Linked DNA regions of Mus musculus: region 1 is linked to region 2. The links are chromatin loops, found by intact Hi-C in ENCODE. Cell type or tissue: left cerebral cortex. All regions are shown on one strand. Each heading gives the region's core, and the rest is flanking DNA. Links, peaks and the distances in the headings are about the cores only.

What was found. Hi-C counts contacts between places; a loop is a spot of excess contacts. Peaks named below come from ENCODE experiments on the same cell type or tissue, not always from the same donor. Only the 100,000 strongest peaks of a DNase experiment are listed, where the experiment ranks them.
Region 1: a loop joins it to region 2, with 2.1 times the contacts of the local background. A loop is called at or near these places in 2 of 42 quality-filtered maps.

Annotation. Positions count from the first base shown.
Region 1 is chr2:113,101,393-113,110,056 of GRCm38, reverse strand. The region is part of intron 1 of Ryr3 (ryanodine receptor 3); the gene reads left to right. Among named protein-coding and RNA genes, the nearest start is that of Ryr3, 110 kb to the left of the region's middle. In left cerebral cortex, for the core only: no CTCF peak of the experiment used is centred there; a DNase peak (open chromatin) is centred at 5,243.
Region 2 is chr2:113,048,308-113,056,971 of GRCm38, reverse strand. All of the region lies in intron 1 of Ryr3 (ryanodine receptor 3), which reads left to right. Among named protein-coding and RNA genes, the nearest start is that of Ryr3, 160 kb to the left of the region's middle. In left cerebral cortex, for the core only: no CTCF peak of the experiment used is centred there; no DNase peak of the experiment used is centred there.

The sequences.
Region 1 (8,664 bases), core at 531-8,530, 53 kb before region 2:
TCCACCCCCCAATCTTCCTTCCTTCTGTGCTCCATAAGGTCTATAGGTTGTATCATAGGCATTGTGAGCTTTTGGGTTAGTATCCACTTAAAAGTGAGTATATATCATGTGTGTTCTTTTGTGTCTGGGTTACCTCGATCAGGATGAGATTTTCTAGTTCTATCTATCTGCCTAGGAATTTCATGAAGTCATTGTTTTTAATCTCTGTGTAGTACTGCATTATGTATATATACCACATGTTCTGTATCCATTCTTCTGTTGAGAAACATCTGGGCTGCTTCCAGTTTCTGGCTATTATAAATAAGGCTGCTATGAACATAGTGGAGCATGTGTCCTTGTTATATGTTGAAGCATCTTTTGGGTATATGCCTAGGAGGGGTATGACTGGGTCCTCAGGTAGTATTATGTCCATTTTTCTGAAGAACTGCCAGACTGATTTCCAGAATGGTTATACCAGTTTGTAATCACAACAACAATGGAAGAGTGTTCCTCTTTCTCCACATCCTTGTCAACATCTGCCGTCACCTGCATTTTTGATCTTAGCCATTCTGACTGGTATGAGTTGGAATCTCAGGGTCATTTTGATTTGCATTTCCTGATGACTAAGGATGTTGAACATTTCAAGTGTTTTTCGGCCATTTGAGATTACTCAGCTGAGAATTCTCTATTTAGCTCTGTACTCCACTTTTTAGTAGTTTATTTGGTTCTCTGGAGTCTGCCTTCTTGAGTTCTTTGTATATTTTGGATATTAGCCCTCTATTGGATGTAGGGTTGGTAAATATCTTTTCCCAATCTGTGAGTTGCCATTTTGTGCTATTGATAAGCTTTTCAATGCTACGAGGTCCCATTTGTTGATTGTTGCTCTTAAAGCATAAATCATTGGTGTTCTGTTCAGTACTCAAGGGTCCTTCCCACTTTCTCTTCTATTAGTTTCAGTGTATCTGGCTTTATGTGGAGGTCCTTGATCCACTTGGACTTGAGCTTTGTGCAAGGAGATAAGTATATATTAATTTGCATTCTTCTACTTGCAGACCAACCGTTGAACCAGCACCATTTGTTGAAAATGCTGTCTTTTTTCCACTGGATGATTGTATCTTCTTTGTCAAAGATCAAGTGACCATAGGAATATGGGTGTATTTCTGGGTCCTCAGTTCTATTCCATTAATCTACCTGCCTGTCACTGTACCAATACCATGTAGTTTTTAATCATGCTATAGTATAGGTTGAGGTCACAACAGAAACTGAGGAAATTTAAAAAATCATCAGATCCTACTACAAAAGTCTGTACTCAACAAGACTAGAAAACCTGGATGAAATGGATGATTTTCTAGACAGATACCAGGTACCAAAGTTAAATCAGGACCAGATAAACCATATAAACAGCCCCATAATGCCAAAGGAAATAGATGCAGTCATTAAGTCTCTCAACCAACAAGACCCCAGGGCCAGATGGTTTTAGTGCAGAATTATATCAGACCTTCAAAGAATATCTAATACCAATACACTTCAAACTATTCCACAAAATGGAAACAGAAGGAAGACTACCCAATTCTTTCTATGAAGCCACAGTTACACTGACACCTAAACCACAAAAAGGCCCAACAAAGAAAGAGAACTACAGACCAATTTCCTTTATGAATACCAATGCAAAAATACTCAATAAAATTCTTGCAAGCCAAATCCAAGAACACATCAAAATGATCATCCACCATGATCAGGTAGGCTTCATCCCAGGGATGCAGGGATGGTTCAATGTATGGAAACCAATCAATGTAATACAATATATAAACAAACTCAAAGAAAAAACCTACATGATTATCTTATTAGATGCAGAAAAAGCCTTTGACAAAACACAACACCCATTCATGTTAAAAGTATTGGAGAGATCAGGAATTCAAGGTGCATACCTAAATATAATAAAGGCAATATACAGCAAACCAGTAGCCAACATCAAACTAAATGGAGAGAAACTTGAAACAATCCCATTAAAATCAGGAACTATACAAGGCTGCCCACTCTCTTCCTACCTATTCAATATAGTACTCAAAGTTCTAGCCAGAGCAATTAGACAGCAAAAAGAGATCAAAGGGATATAAATTGGGAAGGAGGAAGTCAAATTATCACTATTTACTGATGATATGATAGTATACATAAGTGACCCCCAAAATTCTACCAGAGAGCTCCTACAGTTGATAAACAACTTCAGCAAAGTGGCTGGTTATAAAATTAACTCTAACAAATCAGTAGCTTTCCTCTACTCAAAGGATAAAAGGTATGAGAAAGAAATTAGGGAACCAACACCCTTCACAATAGTCACAAACAATATAAAATATCTTGATGTGACTCTAACCAAGCAAGTGAAGGATCTGTATGACAAGAACTTCAAGTCTCTGAAGAAAGAAATTGGAGAAAATTCTTAGAAGACTTCAGAAGGTGGAAAGATCTCCCATGGTCGTGGGATGGAAGGATTAATATAGTAAAAATGGCCATCTTGCTAAAAGCAATCTACAGATTCAGTGCAATCCCCACCAAAATTCCAACTCAATTCTTCATAGACTTAGAAAGAGCAATTCTCAAATTCATTTGGAATAACAATAAAACCTATGATAATAAAAACTATTCTCAACAATAAAAGAATTTCTAGGGGAATCAGCACCTCTGACCTCAACAAATACCAACTTCTTTGTTTTGTTTTTAAGTTTAGTAGGGGCTTCTTTAAAAAGTCACCTTTCCAAGAATTTCATAAATCCATTGTTTTTAATAGCTGAGTAGTACTCCATTGGGTAAATGTACCACATTTTCTGTATTCATTCTTCTGTTGAGGGACATCTGGGTTCTTTCCAGCTTCTGGCTATTATAAATAAGGCTGCTATGAACATAGGAGAGCATGTGTTCTTATTACCAGTTGGAACTTCTTCTGGGTGTATGCCCAGGAAAGGTATTGCTGGATCTTCCAGTAGTATTATATCCAATTTTCTGAGGAACCTCCAGACTGACTTCCAGAGTGGTAAGCCATCACTGGGAAGAGAGGCCCCTTGGTATTGCAAACTTTATATGCCCCAGTACAGGGGGATGCCAGGGCCAAGAAGCTGTAGTGGGTGGGTAGGGGCGCAGGGTGGAGGGAGGGTATAGGGAACTTTTGGGATAGCATTTGAAATGTATATAAAGAAAATATCTAATAAAAAATAAATTTAAAAAATGAGGAAAAAAGTCACCTTTCATACTATCTCTATTCAGGTTCTTGCTTCTTGACTAAGAAATCTCCTTCCCAGCCATTAGTCTTGTGTTGTTCTGAGAAAAAATCTCTCTCTCTCTCTCTCTCTCTCTCTCTCTCTCTCTCTCTCTCTCACAGACCTCTTGTCCAGCTGGCCTAACTATTTCTTGCTTTTTCCGTAGGCATTTTGTGCTCTGTAAGCTTGGGTTTTAATAGGAATTAAGTTAGGCTCCATTTTGTTGATCTTGGGGTCCAGTTCTCCCTCCCAGTCCCATGCTCCCAGAAATAAAACTCAGACAAAATATATTTACAAATTCTTTGGCCATATAGCTAAGCTCTTCTCTGACTAGAATCATTATTTTAGCCTACATTCATGCACATCTTCCTGGCAAATCTTTCAAACCTAGCTCTATCCCAGAATCTTTTTGCCTCCCAAATGACCCAACTTCTATTTCCTGCCTAAGCAATAGGCCATAGGTTTTTTAATTGACAGGTGATGCATCCATACAATACACAAAATATTCTCTCTATGCCAAAGTGGTGCACAGCCATCTGCTGGCTGTGTTTATCCTTCAGGAGGTAGGGGCTTAGGGTTGGCAGAAGACCAAGACCAAATATAGAGACTAGAAATATGAAGGTAAGAAGGCTATTCAATGGGAAATTTTCCTGAGGGAGAATGATCAGGGGTTGAGAACCAATAGAGACTGCCATATCTGGGGATCCATCCCATAATCAGCTTCCAAACGCTGACACCATTGCATACACTAGCAAGATTTTGCTGAAAGGACCCAGATATAGCTGTCTCTTGTGAGACTATGCTGGGGCCTAGCAAACACAGAAGTGGATGCTCACAGTCAGCTATTGGATGGATCACAGGGCCCCCAATGGAGGAGCTAGAGAAAGTACCCAAGGAGCTAAAGGGATCTGCAACCCTATAGGTGGAACAACAATATGAACTACCCAGTACCCCCCAGAGCTTGTGTCTCTAGCTGCATATTTATCAGAAGTTGGCCTAGTCAGCCATCAGTGGAAAGAGAGGCCCATTGTTCGTGCAAACTTTATCTGCCTCAGTACAGGGCAACGCCAGGGCCTTGGAGGTGGGAGTGGGTGGGGGAGCGGGTGGGGACTTTTGGGATAGCATTGGAAATGTAAATGAAATAAATACCTAATAAAACAAAACAAAACAAAAACAAAAAACAAAACAAACAAACAAACAAAAAAAGAGAATCAGTAATCAGGCATACTAAGAATGGTGTGACAGACCTGTGATTCCAGAACTTGGGAGTATAAGGCAGGAGAACACTGAGTTTGAAGACTAGCTTTCAACTAATCTTACTTCAAAAATAAGTAGATATGTGAGGGATGGGTGAATTTAAAAATGCACTGGAAAGGTTGCTATGCCCTCAAATTTCTTTGAGTAATGGAAGGATAGCAGTTTAAATTCTTCAACTTGAACAAACATCTAAGACACATCAGCCCAACGTCTGATGCCATTGACTTTCCTGGAAGACACAGATCTATTTCAATAAGAAAATGGTACAGGCCATTGGAAGGAGGCTCTGTGCCCCGTAGTCATCAGTGGGACCCTGGGACTGATGGCCTCTGGTTTAAACATTTGATTCTGGTCTTTCCTTCTCATCTTCCTTCATCTACCCATTCATTTTTAATCTAGATTTTCTTGTCTGGATTTTAGTTAGAAAAGATGTAAGTATATTTCTGGTAAGGTGTTCTACCATATTTAGGGCACAAATACGTACCTTTATCAGATCTTGTAACCAAAGAATTCTAATGCCTTATGCCATGACGTCTTTCTTGATCTGTAAAATGTAAGCATTTGCTGAGGTTGTTGAGAAGGTACTATTTCTAACCTTCCCTGCTTATGCAGTTCCAAATTGAACTGATGCCCATTTTCGAGATGCGAAACAGAAGGATCAAGTGACAGTGTGTACTCAGCAGCACAGGCGCTGGCATTGATGTGCTACATATGTGTAACATCCCCATGTAACTTCACCAAGGCTTCTGCAGCAATAGGGCATTTTGCCTGCATAAGCAGCGTATGCTTCTCCTCAGAATATATGCCAAGCACACTTCAGAACTTTCGTTATTTTGCAGCCAAACTACAACACAGCTGGTCTCCTAAATGACTTAAAGCCTCCCTCTCTACGAGCTGCATTAAGGAGGAAGAGACTGTTGTGGTGCCTCTGTGAGAACAGAGATGCAACCTGTAATTATGAATTTATCAGACAATAGGTGACTTTCCACTGTAGTCCTTAATGTGTTAACATAATCACACTTTCTCCCATGGAGAACCAAACCATGGTTTTAAAAACTGGAACTGCATGGAGGAAATAGATGTACTGTTCACCTATAGATGCTGAACAAGAAAAGGGAGTTGGTTCCCTTCTTATCTACAGCAAAACATGGGGGCGGGGCATGAAGGGAGAGAGAGACAGAGATAGAAAGGCAGAGACACACAGATACTAAGAGGTAGAGACATACAGAGAAAGGTGACATAATGAGTCAGATGTTTAGCCAGTGACATTTGAGGGTATCAATGTAGGACCACCACAAGTCCCCAACCCCCAGAATTTTAATGCACTTGTGATGGGGGCTTGGCTAACATTTTATCAATTCTGAAGGGCAGGATAACTTCTATGGATTTTGTGCTGACTTTTTATTTTATTTTATTTAAAATGGAGGTAGCTATATGTCTCACCTGTCATTTTCACATCTTGATTATATAGACTTTATCATTCCCATTTTTAGATGTAAATGTTAATCAGAAAGAAGTCAGTTTGAGGAAATCAAGTCAAGGACCGATGGAGCATTGGACTAAGAACTCTTAAGCTTGTAACATGTTTCTACTTCTCAGGAAAAAAAAAACAAACAAATTAAATTTTAAAATTAAGTGCAGGTATTGAATGAACACTTGACTTACTTTCCTGATCCTTGGCCTGTTTTGTAAGTATAAGATGATGTTTGTATCTGATAAGGCCACATGATGCTGTTTGGATCTGATAAGGCCACATGATGAACTACACTCATATAGAAGGAATAAAAGGAGCAAACAATTAAGTTTCCTCACTCAGGATGATATCCTGCAGATCCATCCATGTGTCTAAGAATTTCATAAATTCATTGTTTTTAATAGCTGCATAGTACTTCGTTGTATAAATGTACCACATTTTCTGTATCCATTCTTCTGTTGAGGGACATCTGGGTTCTTTCCAGCTTCTGGCTATTATAAATAAGGATGCTATGAACATAGTGGAGCATGTGTCCTTATTACCAGTTGGAGCATCAGGTAGTACTATGTCTAATTTTCTGAGGAACCAGCAAACTGATTTCCAGAGTGGTTGTACTGCCTTGTAATCCCACCAGCAATGGAGGAGTGTTCCTCTTTCTCCATGCATGATATGCACTCAATGATAAGTAAATATTAGCCCAGAAGCTTGGAATACCCAAGATAAAATTCACAGACCACATGAAGCTCAAGAAGAAGGAAGACCAAAGTGTGGATACTTTGATCCTTCTTAGAAGGGGGAGCAAAATACCCATGGAAGGAGTTACAGAGACAAAGAGCAAAGCAGAGACTGAAAGAATGACCATCCTGAGACTGCCCCACCTGGGATCCATCCCATATACAAACACCAAACCCAGACACTATTGTGGATGCCAATAAGAGCTTGCTGACAGGACTCTGATATAACTGTCTCCTGAGAGGCTATGCCAGTGCCTGACAAATACAGAAGTGGGTGCTCACATCCATCCTTTGGACAGAGCACAGGGTCTCCAATGAAGGAGCTATAGAAAGGATCCAAGGAGCTGAAGGGGTTTGCAACCCTATAGGAAGAACAACAATATGAACTTACCAGACCCTGCCCCACCCCCACCCCCAGTGCTCTCAGGGACTATACCACCAACCAAAGAAAACACATGAGTTCCAAGGACTCATGACTCCAGCTGCATATGTAGCAGAGGATGGATGGCCTTGTCAGACATCAATAGGAGGAGAAGCCCTCGGTCCTGTGAAGGCCCTATAATCCAGTATAGGGGAATGCAGGGCCAGGAAGCAGGAGTGGGTGGGTTGGTGAGCAGGTGGAGGAGGAGGAAGGGGATAGGGTTTTTTTTTTTTTTTTTTGGAGGGGAAACCAGGAAAAAGGATAGCATTTGAAATGTAAAGAAAGAAAACATCTAATAAAAAATAGATTAAAAAAAGAGCAAACAAAACCAATCTGACCCAGTAACTAAGATAAAGCCCCACCAGGCCCATTGTCTATACAGATTAAGGCTAAGCAGGCATTTTCCAGGCATTTTCTAGCACTTGCCCTGTGACAGGACATATACTTAAGGCAGAGTAAGGAGCAGATACAATATATGACCCCTGTCCTCATCAAGTTAGAGGTAGAAGCAAGGAGAATGGATGTTTTCAGCTTTGTTAAAAGTTGGGATTGCTATAGTACACCATGCCACGGGAACACAAAAGATATGCTCCTAGATTTTGTTTGAGGTCTTGCTGCTTCTAGGGTGATTGCTTTGGGAAAAAACAAACAAACAAACAAACAAACAAACATAATTGAGACCTGTATTAGTCAGGGTTCTCTAGAGTCACAGAACTTACGGATAGTCTCTAGATAGTAAAGGAATTTATTGATGACTTACAGTCGGCAGCCCAATTCCCAACAATTGTTCAGTCGCAGCTGTGAATGGAAGTCCAAGGATCTAGCAGTTACTCAGTCTCACGCAGCAAGCAGGCGAAGGAGCAAGAGCTCGAGCTAGACTCCCTTCTTCCAATGTCCTTATATTGTCTCCAGCAGAAGGTGTAGCCCAGATTAAAGGTGTGTTCCACCACACCTTTAATCCCAGATGAAAGGCGTAGCCCAGATTAAAGGTGTGTTCCTTAAACTCGGAGATTCAATCTTCTGGAATCCATAGCCACTATGGATCAAGATCTTCAAACCAAGATCCAGATAAGGATCTCCAAGCCTCCAGATAAGGGTCACTGGTGAGCCTTCCAATTCCGGATTGTAGTTCATTCCAAATATTGTCAAGTTGACAACCAGGAATAGCCACTACAATCCATCCCTTGTCAACTTGACACAAATAATATCTCATGTTCACATGAAACAATAACAAGGTTGTAAATACGCCTAACATGATATAACTATCCCTCGTACAATCGCAAATGCATTAGTAAATTTACAATGGGCATTCATATTACTTTATAATCCTCGTTTCTGCAACTGGTTACGTGGCCTTAATTGGTATTTATAACTACCTTCCTCTACTACCCATTCTGTATTTCCTTCACCTTCAGCCAGCACCTCAGCAGGTCTTGGCTCTTTTCCTGGAGGATTGACCCATACCTTCATTCCTGATGGGTCTGCGTCCTTTGTCATCCTGCTTGGATTAGGCTGTTGTAGTTTCCCATTGACTTTAATCACAGGACA
Region 2 (8,664 bases), core at 237-8,236:
ATGTTAGCTGTATGGGAGCTTGTATAGGTCATGGACCGCATAATAACCTTTTTTGCCAGACAAATGAAAATTTCTCTTGACTTCACAGTAAGTCCACAGAATTTGTCACATAGCCTGTTTTATAGTTTTTCACATTTATGGCAGTGCTGAGGATTAAGTATTTATTTTGTTTTGTTTCTACAGTACAGGGAAGTTGAACTGAGGGCTTCATGTATGCTAGATAAGAGCTCTACCACAGGTGTATACCTCAGTAAATATACAATAGTAAATAGGGGTTCATCAATGAAGCATGTGTCTCTTTCTTTTACGTTATAATAAAACATAAAATGTGTTATGTTATAATAGCTCTTTGGGAGACAGATTGCCCTAAACTAGGAAGGTAGTCACACATCACTGAATAGCAGAGACATAGGCTGAGAAATGCACCATATATGACTTCATTGCTGGTCCCATACGATTATGCTAAAGCTGAAAAGTCTTACTTCTTGACGACCATAACCATCATTATATGGGAAATTGACACTCAATCCACCATCAAACCCACCCTAGTGCCAGTCACATCAAAGTGTACACAGACAATTATGCACAGTTCATAATAAATGTTACTGGTTTATATATTTATTACTTTTTTTACTATTTTAGAGTAGACTCGTGCATGTTGCAGGGAGGGACTTCTATTTGTATATACATATGTGTGTGCTTGTATTTCTCCTGAACTAAGAAGGGATTGTGGAAGAAGTTATTGGGAGCTGATTAGTCTAACTACATGTACACCTAAACTAATGCTTGTGTTGTCTCTCAGTTTTTAACAAAATATTTTAAGGTAATCTAAAATACATGATTTAAAATAAAGAAGATATAAGCTGTGTGCGTAGCTCAGTGCTGAGCAGCTCTAGAATGTGTGAGGCCCTGGGTTTGATCCCTGAACTACATTAAATTAAAAAAAAAAAAAAGAAAAGAAAAGAAAAGAAAAGAAAAGAAAAGAAAAGAAAAGGAAAAGGAAAAAGCTTACAGGATAATGATTTAAAGAATGCATTTTTATACAGACTACGGTTTGTTTGCATTTTAAGCCAACTGTTTATTGCTCCTTTCAATCTAAATTTGCTGCAGGACACTACCATCTACATTTGCTTAAGTATATTCTATGATGTTTGCGCAATAATGAGATCATCTGCTAGTGGGATTCTAAGAATGTATCTTTGTCATTAAGTGACATGTGACTGTGTTTCTATTCTGGAACAATCTTACCATAAATGTCTATTATGTGACATGGGAGGAAAAAAACAAAAAAACAAAAACCATCTGGCTCACTGATTGTCTGGGTGAGGAAGTCCTATATGTCAATTACTTACCCATAAAGAAACAGAAATGTGATTCCATCACCTGCACTGGCGAAGAAAGATAACTATGAAATAGGATTCACAGCGATTCTGTACATTTGATGCAAAAGACACCAAATGGTGTAGTATAAATAGTGGCAGTTCAACATCCTAAGGATGTAGAACTGTATGCAAATGATGACTATGCCCTCATTATACCACACATCCTGTTGTGCTTGGAAATCAAGAAGGCAACACTGCATCCTATTTACCACGTTTAGGCTTTGGTTCATGACTTTTCTGACAAAAGAAAATATAACCTTTATAAAAAAATAATCTTTATGAGAGAAATATTAGCTCTGGCAGGGTAAATACTTGGTTAACTTACAAATAATCTAGACACTCTCTCTCTCTCTCTCTCTCTCTCTCTCTCTCTCTCTCCATTTGCGTGTGTGTATGTATATGTTTGTTTATGTGCACACACACACTCACTCATACAGAGATTAAATTAGCAGTTTCATTGAGAGGGTGTCTGAGTCAGACATTCCTGTAATGGTTAGTGTTAACTGTTAACCTGATAGAATCTAGTCTCACCTAGGAGATGAGCCTTTGAACATGCCTATGACCATTATCTTGATTACATGGATAGGGACAGACCACAATATGGCTAGGCCATCCCCTGGGTTAGGACTGTGGGCCCATGCCAGGGTGTGCCCCTGAGAAATGACGCTATGCAACAGACCTGGTGTGAAAGGGGTTTACTTGGGGGAGGGGTGAGAAGTGAGGGCCTGGGGAAGGGATAGAGGCAGACAAGTGGACATGTAAACAGACAGACAAACAGACAGACAGACAGACAGGAGCAGAGCCATGAGGGTGGAGAGAGGAAGCAGAGAACACTCCACTCTGGAATTGGAGAGAGGGACCTGGGCAGCAGCACACATTCACTGTCCTCTTCTGACTGTGACCAGCTGCCTTGAGCACCCTGCCACTTCAACTTCTCCTGTGAAAAGCCTGAATGAACTCTCCCTGCAGTTGCTTTCGTCAGTGTTTCATCCTCACAGCCTCAGGGAAAGAAACTAAGATAGCACTCCTATTCCTTGTGTCTTTTCATGGAAGTCATGGAGAGGTGAACAACTTGTTTCAGACTTGGAGTTGGCGAGTTCTCCTCAGCTGAGACTTGGGAAATGGGTTTGTGTCTTTAAAGAGTCAACAACTCAAAACACCAAGAAACATAGTGAGTATTCTGTTTGAGGCAGGGGGATATTCTCTGGCTTCATGCTGTGGGGTTTCTGAAGATGAAGGGTTCACTCGACCATGTAAATATTAGTGTACTGACCAAACCTGGGCCTTCTGCTGAGCTGGAAGCCCAAAAGAGGAGATGCTGCATCCCTGTAGAATACTCTCAAACCAAAGAAATAAGCCTGGAAGGCCTGTCATACCTCTTCTCTATGAGATATGAAACTTAGGCTAGCTTACAGGTAACATTACAGGTAATGCCACCTTTCTCTTTTCAATTATGCCTCCCTGCAGTGGTCCAGGTTAACAAAAACTGTAAATTAACCTTTAACTTTGTTATGGCATACTCTAAGTTTAAATAGGAGACCCAGCTAAGACAAACCATGTTCTTTTCACTTGTATTAGGTAGGTTTATCCTACACAAAAAGAGTCAGGCGTTCAGGGAACCCACAGCCAGGAAACAAACTGAGAGCCAAACAGTGTACAAGTGCAAGGTGGTAAGGCTATGCCTGGGTGCTGTTGCTGATAAACTTGTCTTCTGAGAGTACTTGTGTTTCAGGCTCCATTACTAGCCTGTGATAGTACTGGGAGGAGAGGTGGCCTGGGGAGCAGAAGTTGGGTTACTATGAACAGGTACTGGAAGGGGATGTTAGGATTCATTCTCTCTCTTCCTCTCCCATTTCCTCTCCTCCTCCCTGTTCTGTTTCCTCTCCACTTCCTGCTCCCTCTCTCAGTTTCTCTCCCTCTCCTTCTCCCTCTCCCTTCCCTCACTGTTTCATCCCCTGTTTCTGCTTGCTGGCCCAATAAGCTGGGCATCATCTTCTACCGTGCATCCCTGCCAAGGAATGTCTCCCCACAGGTTCAAAACATAATAAGCTCTACTAAGCTTGTACTTAAAACTTGGAAACTATTGTCCCAAATATTTTTCCTCTGGAAATTAAAATTTCTCATATGTTTTGGTATAGTAGTGAAAAATTGACTAGCATCTATAGAGTGTATACTGTAGGTATCAAAGCACAATGGTAGATCTGCCAAGGTTGGATTATATATGAAAAGTATGTGAAAATGAGGAAAGTCATAGAGATATGTCTGCCAGACCAACAGAGCTGCATGTGCAAAGGCTCACAAATGAGGCTATGACTAAGTAGCTCCATGGGGCTGAAGATGAGCATTTTGGTGGGGAAGACAGAGGACCTGAGCATATGCAGAATGATGCAGGGACTAGATGACAAAGAGCCTGGATTTCAGCCATAAAATCTGAATGTTATTGGGGAATCAAGCAAGAATTTTGAGCTGTGGAGCATCTCAGATTCTGGCTTCATTGGGTTGGAAACACTGAGAGTTAGAAGAGAAGAAGGCTAGACTCAGAATGAAAGCTGGTGCTGTCATTCTTTTTTCTTTTTTTTTTTTCAATTTTTTTATTAGATATTTTCTTCATTTACATTTCAAATACTATCCCAAAAGTCCCCTATACCCTCCCCTGCCCTGCTCCCCTACCCACCCACTCCCACTTCTTGGCCCTGGCGTTCCCTTGTACTGGGGCATATAAAGTTTGCAAGACCAAGGGGCCTCTCTTCCCACTGATGGCTGACTAGGCCATCTTCTGCTACATATACAGCTAGAGACACAGTTCTGTGGGGTACTAATTAGTTCATATTGCTGTTCTACCTATAGGGTTGCAGACCCCTTCAGCTCCTTGGGTGCTTTCTCTAGCTCCTCCATTGGGGGCCCTGTGTTCCATCCTATAGATGACTGTGAGAATCCGCTTCTGTGTTTGCTAGGCACTGGCATAGCCTCACAAGAGACAGCTATATCAGGGTGCTTTCAGCAAAATCTTGCTGGCATTAGTGCTGTCATTCTAAGGGCCCAAACTAAGATGCCCACAGTGGGAATGAAGCAGCGAAAAGCCAAGAGAATTCTATTGTATATGTAAGAGAGAGTAGCTGTGGGTGGCTTCCATATTTATCCGTGGCTGTGTGAGTGAATGGTTACACTTGTCACAGTGGAGAAAGTACAGATGAAACAGCTCTAAAGGTAAAAATACTGGCGAGTTTTCAGATGAATTGACTTTCAATTGGATGTCCAGATGGAGATGAACAGCATTTAACACCAGGGGTGAGAGCTGATAAAAGCTTTAGGAGTCATGAGGAAGAAAGTCCCAATTGAGATCAGTGACTTGAACGGGTTTAGCAGGTCAATAATATAGAACAGGCTGAGGACAGGGCTAGAAACACCTCGATGGGGAAGGTGTGAGGGGCTGGCTGACAAGGTGTGAGAGGCTGGCTGACAGAGAAGCCAACCAGCAATTAGTGCATCACCTCAGAAGCCAAAAATGTTTGTTTCAGAAGAGAGACACAGGATCCGCACCACACACAAAAGTCAAGTCAAGTCAAGATCAGTGTCTCAAGATAGGACGGCTTGCAGCTCACAAGCCACAGGGAACCTGTGATGAAGGCCATTGGCTGCAGGAGCAGATGGCAGGACATGCGATTGAACAAATGGATGTGACTGCCATGTTGTCAAGGGACGGGGCCTGGGGATGCTGGTTCCTAGGTGTTGGTTTTAGAAAAAATAGGCAAAAATGTGACCCTTGTTAAGGAGGACCAGAAGGCTTCATCACTTCTTTGCATTGATGCCCTGCTTAAATGCACTAGAGGGACGTTTACACAGTCTGTGTATTCATGGACCTCAGGTTCTTTACTGCATGGGTAACAAGAGTCCGTAACTGGTTAGACCAGCCAAATATAGCATTTTAAATGACTGCTCCTATGGTTCTGTCTTCTCACAGGGCACTCACCACAAGACATTTTCAATATACCAGGAAAGATAGCTATCTCCGTGGTTACTGTGTAAATAAATATAACTGAATCGTGATAATTTATGGTGGTGCTTAGCCCTCACTTTTAGTCGGTCCTTTCTCATATCTCATTTCAATCTCTTCTGCTACATTTTTTAGGATTGTTCTGTCTTACTCTGACCTCGGTGGATAACAGACTGTTGGCAGCTTCCATATATCAATCCTTGCCATACTGGCAGATGAATAATAAATTTCCTTTCTGCTTGGAATTTGGAATTCCTCAGTATAAATAACTATCAAAAAATGCCTAAATAATTGATCTTGCAGACTGCCAAGAGGATTAACTAGTTAACAGACACAGACTGTAGGCTGAGCAGGCAAGCCAGCAAGCAAATTTAGAGAAATCATTTTTATATAAGTGGGGTGGGGGTGAGTGTACACTTGTGTGCACATATGAGTAGAAATCTGAGGAACATCTCAGATGTCATTACCAGGGATGCCACCCATATCCTCTGAGGCAGAGTCTTTCATTAGACTGAAGCTCCCGGTTAGGCTAGGCTAGCCACTCAGAAAGCAACAAGGATCTCCCTCTTCTCCCTTCCCAGTACTGGGATTGCAGGCACATGCCATTATGCTCAGCACTTTTATGTGGGTTCTGAGGACCAAACTCATTCTCGTGCTTTTGAGGTAAGCACTTTACCAACTGAACTAATTTCCCTATTCCCAACAGAAAGCTAGCAATCAGAAAATGAACTGTGCACCACACCATTAGGTTATATTTTACATATTATCTTTGTGGCTTTGCACATGAATTTCCCCTCTCATAGTTCTGTTTCAACTTCTGTCTTGAGCTACTGAGAGGTTTGAGTTTGATGACTACACCAACCTGCAAACTCCACGTTAGACTCCCTGTGATTTTGATTGAACATTTTCCCTTCTCTTGTCTTGAAATAGAAATATATTGGCACAAAACGTATGAGGAGATATGACATCATGAGAACCTTCTGGGGTTTCGCAGGTAGAGATGAGCATTTTTAGACTTTGCTATAAAGGGCTCTGGCTTTGTATTAGCTTCAGTCATAAACTATCAGAGCAACAACTAGTAGCAGCTATATGATAAATATTTTTCCACCACTGACCTGCTCTATAGGAAAGGAATGGATGCTGAAGTTTACCTCAAAACTGGCCCAGGAATTTATCATCTAAAACTATATAGAGACTGGCTCCCAATCTCCTGGATCATGTATGTTGCATAATGAATGAAGAGCATTGTATGTATATGTGTGTGTGTGTGTGTGTGTGTGTGTGTGTGTGTGTGTTGAGTATATAAATAACCACCTGCAAATGAACTATGTGTTCAGAAGCTTGCCAGAAACACATTTACTTACATATGTTAATTAATAATGTGGAATAGAATCCATGCACTTTAGAAGAAAGGCCAAAGTTTCTTTCTCTGTTGCCATATAGGAAAAACTGCCAAAGGAAAAGTTAGGTGGATAGATATTAACTTGGCAACCTGTTGAGGTCTTGTAGCTCCTGCTACTGGGAAGAAAATGTGTTGCTGTCAGAAATAGACTTTAATCTGTTTCAGCTAAATGCTTTGAGACTTAAGTGTCCCTAGCTATATAGCTCTTTATTTACTTTAGGGATAGAATGTTAATCATTGATGAGAGTTCCACTTACTCTTATTTGAAGTTACCAGAAAGTCATCCACAGTCGTCATGAAGCAAACTGAGAATAGATTGGAGAAAGAATTGGTAAGTTACATGTCAAGATATATAGCAGTTACATGTCATAGTCATATCCCAGTACATTAGAACACTTAATAATGATTTGCTGATATGTTGGTTGGTGTGAGGACTCATTTCATGTTCAAGGTCACAGGATTCAGGAATACTCAGGGAAGAGGTAAAACCTTTCTGGAAGTGTCTCTTAGGGTATTTCTAGAAGGTGTCTGCATTGAGTGAGGAGATAGAGTTAGGAGGATGCATGTTCTAGCAGGGTGGCTGGATATCCTTCAGTGGGTATAGGGCTTAGAAAGCAAAACAAGACAAAAGCATAGGGATTGCAAATCCCACCCTCCCTCCTTGAGCTGTCATCTGTCTTCTACTTTTGGGCTTCAGAACTCCTGTCTCTCTCAACTTCAGACTCCTGGATTTACAGCAGCAGCTTTCGCTTCCTGTCACTTGTGACTGTCATATCACAAGAATTTTTGGCCTCCGTAAATGCTAGCTTTGTGATAAATCTGTGTGTGTGTGCAACTCCTATTGGTTTAATGTCTCCAAGAACCCTAACACAGCAAGGTTTCTGTTTTAAACTCCTACCCTATAGCAAATTTATGATTCCCTGATTTTGGCATCTTCAGCGAGGTATGAGTTTTGCTTCTGATGATTCACTTCAATATGTCAGATCATCTTCCTACCTTGTCCCTGTCTCTAGGGAAGAATTCTCATGAGGCCTCAAGAAAGAACAATAAAGGAATCAGTCTTTGTTTTAAAGGAATATTCTTAAAAGATTTTTTTGTCTAGGGTCAAGAGTGGCCTGTGAAGCCCCCTTCAAGGGAAAGAGGCCCAGTGACTGATCTTTCATTCACTGCTTGCCTTTCACATCCAGAATTCGCTCTCATCCTTTCCTGCGACTCCATACCTCTTTCACAATACCTGCTGTCCCAGCTGACACTTATACCTTGATACTTTTCACTGTGTGCCAGTTACTGGCAGAGCTGTTAACGATCACCTCAGCATCCTTCCCCAGACTCTCATCCATTTAGAGTGGACTTGGGCCCAGGCATCCTTGTATTTCTTCTAGTGGTCCAAGTGACTCTTGTGTTCATGTAGAGTTCAGCTCAGTTCTTTTATAGAGGGCTCAGATTAGTTCTTTATCCTGGAGACTCATCAAATGTGAAAATATCATGAAAAAACAGGGTAAAAATGAGTTGTACCTCTGTCCCTTCCTTACCAAAGGAAACCAAAGTAAACCAAGGGTCTCCTAGAGATGTAGCACTCTCTTTTCATCATTGTGGAAGGGAGTGAAGTTTCCTGAAGTAACTTAAATACAAATATCTTCATGATTCTTTTTTTCCCATTACTTCTTTGCTTTTATTTTTAATTTATTTTCTTCCTTCCTTCCTTTCTTTCTTTCTTTCTTTCTTTCTTTCTTTCTTTCTTTCTTTCTTTCTTTCTTTCTTTTCTTTCTCTCTCTCTCTCTCTCTCTCTCTCTCTCTCTCTCTCTCTCTCTCTCTCTCTCTCTCTCTCTCTCTCTCTCCATATTTTATTCCCCCTTTCCTGTCTACCCTCCTACTGCTCCACATCC